Regions from separate parts of the Homo sapiens genome. Here region 1 is linked to region 2. The links are chromatin contacts, found by Hi-C or POLR2A ChIA-PET in ENCODE. All regions are on one chromosome and are shown on one strand. The core of a region is the stretch at or near the end of the contact, and the rest is flanking DNA. Distances in the headings are between cores, read along the strand shown. Region 1 has its middle 97 kb from the start of THRB. Region 2 overlaps THRB (thyroid hormone receptor beta).

Evidence for each region. A loop is a pair of places that touch in the nucleus more often than their neighbours do. ChIA-PET counts read pairs that join two places held with the same protein, here RNA polymerase II (POLR2A).
Region 1: a loop to region 2 is called in a map of Caco-2, with 5 times the contacts of the local background. The contact joins two enhancer-like sites. A Hi-C loop is called at or near these places in 1 of 168 maps with a recorded cell type or tissue (Caco-2). POLR2A ChIA-PET finds 5 or more read pairs at or near these places in 1 of 52 experiments (WTC11).

What each region holds. Positions count from the first base shown.
Region 1 is chr3:24,590,452-24,593,444 of GRCh38, forward strand. No RefSeq gene overlaps it. Among named protein-coding and RNA genes, the nearest start is that of THRB, 97 kb to the left of the region's middle. Within about 2 kb of position 1,345, at least 3 of the 41 ENCODE cell types and tissues checked have a DNase peak (open chromatin) inside an H3K27ac peak, as active enhancers do.
Region 2 is chr3:24,450,302-24,453,389 of GRCh38, forward strand. The region is part of intron 1 of THRB (thyroid hormone receptor beta); the gene reads right to left. Among named protein-coding and RNA genes, the nearest start is that of THRB-AS1, 42 kb to the right of the region's middle. RefSeq lists an enhancer at 1,418-1,562 and a cis regulatory region at 1,483-1,496. Within about 2 kb of position 1,415, at least 5 of the 41 ENCODE cell types and tissues checked have a DNase peak (open chromatin) inside an H3K27ac peak, as active enhancers do.

The DNA.
Region 1 (2,993 bases), core at 95-2,594, 140 kb after region 2:
TTGGATATTGCAGCGTGTCCCTATATCCATTTTAAATAGAAATGTGACTGACTAAAGGATTGTGGACTCTTGCCCTCTGAATGGCTTTATAAGCTCTACTGTTTTTCTAGCCTGATAAGTTACACATTCCCTATCATATAGCTCTCTAACTGTTTATATCTCACCAATAATTTTCTAAGTCACAAGATCTGGAAATGCTTCTTTATCATTTCAATACCAGCAACATGAATGAATAATATTCTGCACAGATTTTCTGTTTATGAGTCATTGACCCAAGGAACATAAAGCAATATTTCAGTTTCTATATATTTGAATCTTTGTTTCTCTCCTCATAATTAGTGTCCATTGTGTTTCAAAAACCTATTTTAATTTATTTATTAATAGCAAACGTATTAAATGAAACCATAGAAACCTCTGGAGGAGAAGCAGTTCTGTTTCTTTTTAAAAACAAGTAATTAGCTTAACTTATTTTCCAGTCAAATAGAAAGCTTTAACAGTTAAAAATTATAATTTAGTAACTAACTTTTTTCTGCATTTAATCTCTTTGAACTGCGACCTCTTCATATAGTCAGCCAACTCTTTGAAAATAATTATTCTAATTAATTAAAGTACTTTTAAAAAAGTTTACAAATTATATACATGTCTTAAGTTTTATGCTTTATTCAGTAGATGGATTTCTGAAATGTTATGTTAAAATCTCATTTTTAAAAAGTAGTTTTCATTTCTCCATCACTGGTATAATTGAACTGGTTTGTTAGTTTTGTTTTGGCTTAAGTTTTTTAAATGTTGACTTTTAGATTTTCTGCTTCAATGTCATTGTAAACCTAACACCCAAACTTCAGCTGAATTTGATAATCTATAAACCATTGCCACTCAACATATGGTCTATGGACCAGCAGCATCTGGGAGCTTGTTAGAAATGCAGAATCTCAAGCCCCAACCCAGATCTGCTGAATCAGAAGCTACATTTTAACAAGACTTTCTAGGTGACTCTTGACATTAAATTTGAGAAGCTCTAGTCAGCCTAATACTTCCTCTTTATAATGGCATTTCCAAATTAAAGGAACTCAGTATAAATTAAGGTATCTTAAAAATGTACCATAATAACCTGAAGATAGTGAATCTTCAAGGTAGAGGAACCTGGATGGTTTACTCTTCCACTGAGCATCCTCCTGGCAGCTCAGCCAGGGCTGCAGATTGTTAAGTGCTATGGCTTTTACATGGTGAACTCCTGGCACTGTACTGGAGACATGGTTAGAATGTGTGTGGTGAGGAAGCTCACAGTCAATAAGGAGAGACTCATAGGTAAATATGTAAATATAATACACTTCACAGTAGAGATACAGAAGTAGGACAGAGGGAGTGAATAATCCTGTGGGTGGAAGGTGGGGCAGAGGACAGAATAGGAAGGTTCCCAGAGAAGATGACTCAGTTTTAAGCATTTCACCCCATGGGCAAGTTGGAGGATGTTCCAAGCAGACAGGCCTACAGACAGTGAGGCAGATAAGCATCTCTGAGGAAATTCTCATGGTTTGATTTTGCTGAACAAGAGGTATATGTAGGTGAGGGGAGCAGCGGGTAGGAGTGGACCCACGGAAGTGGTGGGAAATAAGCCTGAATAATAGACACAAATGGCCTATTGTGCGAGTGTGGCTTTTGTCAAAGGGGGCCTGGAGAATCCTAAACAGAAGGGTATGGCCAGAGTTGTGTTTTGAAAGGTCATTTTGGATGTCGTGTAGAAAATGGACTGGATTAGAGTCAGGAAGCTGAGTATGTAGGTGGCTGCAGGGGCCCAGGTGACAGATAATGACTATCTGGCATGAAGTCATGGCAGGAGGATGGACAGCTCAGAATAGAATCCAAAAATAAAGAGGAGGAATTCCTTTTGTGATCAGATGTTGATCCAAGTTGACCCTTCTGCCATCAGCCACTCCTTCAAACCTTTGAGGACAATCGTTATTTGCTGAGTCTTTGTTTATTCAGAGCAAATGTCTCCAGGTCTTTGAATTGCTGCTCATGTGACATGATGTTATATCCTCCTTCAAGTATTTCAGTGTATTTATATTCCTTATACATTGCAGTTCCAAGAGTTGAAGAGAAGGTAAGATTGGGTGGGGAAAGGGAACAAAAAAATGACCGGGTTATACACAAGCCAAGTGCACCACAACCACTGGCTCATTTAGTTTCTAGAACCCTGCAAAATGTATTATTACCTCATTTACAAATGAAAACAGTAAGGCTTTGGAGGTTAAGAGTCTCACTTTTGGATTACCAGCTACTAGTAATAAAATCTGAATTTGTACCCTGAGATGTGTGTTTCGTATGTTAAACTATCTGCCCGGCAAGGATGCTTACAGCATCTTAAACTACCACTTCGCTATGGTTTGCTGTGACAATAACAAGGACTTCTTTGGCTACCAACCTTGCCCATCTGATACATTCCCAAGAACTAGATTGTAAGTGGAGAAGACCCCTAAGCAGCCAAGTAGATGGAACAAAGTCCAAATTCTCTATTTATAAGAAGGGACATCACCTTCAGAGCTTGTTTACTTTGTTTGTACACAGTTCTCCCAAGCTTGGCCATATGTTTCTGCAACCCACAGATGATTAGAAACAGCAAATTCAGACTGAGTAGGAAGCAAGTGAGATCTAATAGCTGATAAGATGACATCAAGGGAAGAAACATAAAAATGTAAAGAGCCATATATATAAAAAGTCAGGAAGTCTTGGTAATAGTTTTGGTCACTAATATAGAGAAAGACAAATCCATCATCTCGAATAGTCCTTGAGGGCACTTTGATTATAGCAAAGATAATAGACCTTTAGAGTCAGTATAAACCATATCTCTCACCTGAAGGAGAAAGTCACAATATGACATCCTGGGCCAGAGGGGTATTATTTTTTTGTCTCTACTTAGGTCTTAGTGGAGTAAGGAATGCATCGCTCTATATGCCAATGTACATCTCTTTTGTGATTAGAAGTCATTAGCAATC
Region 2 (3,088 bases), core at 165-2,664:
AGGTAAATGGACAGCACGATTTACAGTAGACCTCACATTTACACATTGGCAACCCTCACAAAAGCTGATATGCCCTGACGTTTATTTCCTCTGAACATTTACTTACGAGTGTCAAAGTCTGAAAGAAACCTCATTACAAAAAGTGACATTTTATCTCCATTTGTGCATTTATGAACGTATTCTACATTTTTCTGAAGTGTTATTTATTCTTTACTTTAAAAATGTACTACCCAATTTATCTATGAGGTCTTTCAGTCTCAATTCATGACAACCTTTGTACTTACTGTTCCTAAAAACTCAAAGACGAGTTTCTGAGCTTTGTAATAAAGAACTTCATTCTGCTGTACAAATTAAACCAGGTGTAGGTAAACCAGTGTAGGTAAATGAAAAACTGGGGTTAAAAAGAAAAAGATGCCAATCTATAGTAGGCTCAGCTTTTTTTTGAGAGAGAGATTAAGGTGCATACAGTCAACTGGTGTGAAGGTCACCAAACAAAATGTTGCAATCTTAAAGTGCCACTGACATGCAGTCAGTGTGCTGCAGCAGCTCAGGATTAATCCATGCAGCTCTTTCTCCTTCCTTGCTATTGTTTCAGAATCCTTCATAAATGTGCATTATGAAGTCTGTTATATTTGCAGGAAAACATTCTAAAAATTAGACAAATTTTTCTTCAAATTGAAATAAAAATATGTAAATAATATAACTTTTAAAAATTTGGTTTCCCACACCCAGGTTTTGTTATAGGAAAAGTGACCCACAGGCTCAAAACTCCATAAATATTTCCTTGTGATACATATGAGCTATGACAAGTCTAACCTTAATTATTTATTATCCACTTACTAATGACGTCTAAATTACCAAATATTTCAGTTGAAGATTTTCTGATTTTCCTGGGAAACAGCTGAAAGCTACAAGCCACTACATGTACTTTTTTTTTTTTTTTTTTTTTTGAGACAGAGTCTCGCTGTGTCACCCAGGCTGGAGTGCAGTGGCGCGATCTCAGCTCACTGCAACCTCTGTCTCCCAGATTCAAGCGATTCTCCTGCCTCAGCCTCCCGAGTAGCTGGGACTACAGGTGCCTGCCACCATGCCTAGCTAATTTTTTTTGTATTTTTAGTAGAGATGGGGTTTCACTATGTTAGCCAAGCTGGTCTTACATTCCTGACCTCGTGATCCACCCGCCTCAGCCTCCCAAAGTTCTGGGATTACAGGCGTGAGCCACCACGCCCGGCCTACATGTACCTTTAGCTTTCAAAAGTCAGAGTCAAAATCAGAAGGAAGCATTCCTGGTTCAGGGACCTCTATTCTCTTTCACCTGCTCCTGACCTGCTGCTTTCCTTTTGGTGAGGACAGCTCCTTATAAAGCAAATAGCTCCCCACTCTGAATGGAAAGGCTCATCTCCTCAGTCCATGTTGCAAGCACAAATCTCCCTGATAGTCATTTAGGGAGTGAATCAGACTTGCAGCCAATAAGCACAAAGCTGACCTTTAAACCTCAGCCTTTAATAGAGCATTGGGTTATTTTACTTTGTGTTTGCTCAACATTTCCAGGGGTCAAAGGGCCTGGTTTACTGACGTGGGGTGAACTAGGGAACCTTGCTTCAACTTCTATGTTGCAACAGATAAAAAAGCACTGGGGGCTGGGCTGGTAGGGGCCTAAGCCCCAACCTCAAGTATGCCCAGTATCACAGGTGTTAGAATACATTCTGAAGTCTTTAGCATTTAGAGATGACTAGATTGCCCGAGGCTGAGGACTAGCCCTTAGCTAACAACTATGGGAGAAATGAGAAAGAGTCTTGGGGGCTGGGGAGTAAGCTTTCACATTTTCCCAGTACTGCACCAAATGACAGATCTTGAGGTGAAAGGAGAAATCAGTTAATACTGATTCTGTCTTTATTTAAACATTAATATTTATTTTACCATGGGTATTTGTGCATTACTTTTGATTTTTAAAAGTAGTGCATTAAAATAATATTTGTTGTGATTGCCTGGATTTTTGGCACCCCCTTCCGTTTGGTGCCCAAGGTGCGTGCCTAACTTCCCTCACCCTAGTCCTAGCCCTGGTCTGTCACCTCATGGTTCCCATCCAACATTTTCACATAAAAATGGGGGTAGATTTAAGCAGGCTGGTGGAGATGCTTACAGCAGGGTTGAGAAGGGGAGAAGTGTCCAAGTCATCCAAGAAAATCATTACTGAGCATGTAGTATGTGCCAGATGTACATTCCTTTGGTCCTCACCTATGAGGAAGGCCTACTAATCTTCTGCTGAGAAAGATGAGGCTCCGAGAAACATGCTTCCTTCCACTTTCCTCCAACCCAGGAACCGGCGCTATAAACCACCTGGTGCTCAAGCAGAAACGTGGGGGCTGTCCATGACCCCTCCTTGCTAACCCACCTGTAACTATTTATGATCACTCAAATAGTAAATGGAGGGGTAAAGTTCAAAAGATGGTCTGCTTGATGACAATGTCCACACTCTTTTTGCTATATCTGCAACCTCTCCCAAGAAAACTGGTCTTGTTAAATTGTTCTGGCATCCTGTTGGCTGGTCCAGGACAAGGTTAAATTATTTTTAAGTGCTGTTTTGCAAATTTCTCCAGTATATTTCAGTTCGAATTTGAATACCAGCTCTATCTCTGGCCCAGGATGCTACTTGAAGCCCGACATCTCTCCACTCAGATATCTCACATCCATCCAAACAAACAACTCCAAAATAAGATTCTTGACCTTCCTCTCAAACCCTTATTCTCCCCAGTTTCCTCCATCTCAGGCACTGGCACCACCAAGTGTCTTGTACACAAGCCGGATACCTGTCAGTTGTCTTTGAAACTTCCCTCCTCTTCTCCATCCAAACCATCACCAACTCTTGTCTATTTCAGTAGTCAAAACAATTAATAGCAGCAACAGTTATTAAAGCATTCACTATGTGCCAGGTACTCTTGTGATGCATATACAGCATTATTAACTCATTCGATTTTCATAACAACTTCACATCATGGCTCCTATGATTATTTTCATTTAACGGTGGCATAGGAAAATTAATTTGCCCAAGGTCATACAGCTAGTAAGAGAGGAAGTTAGTACTATA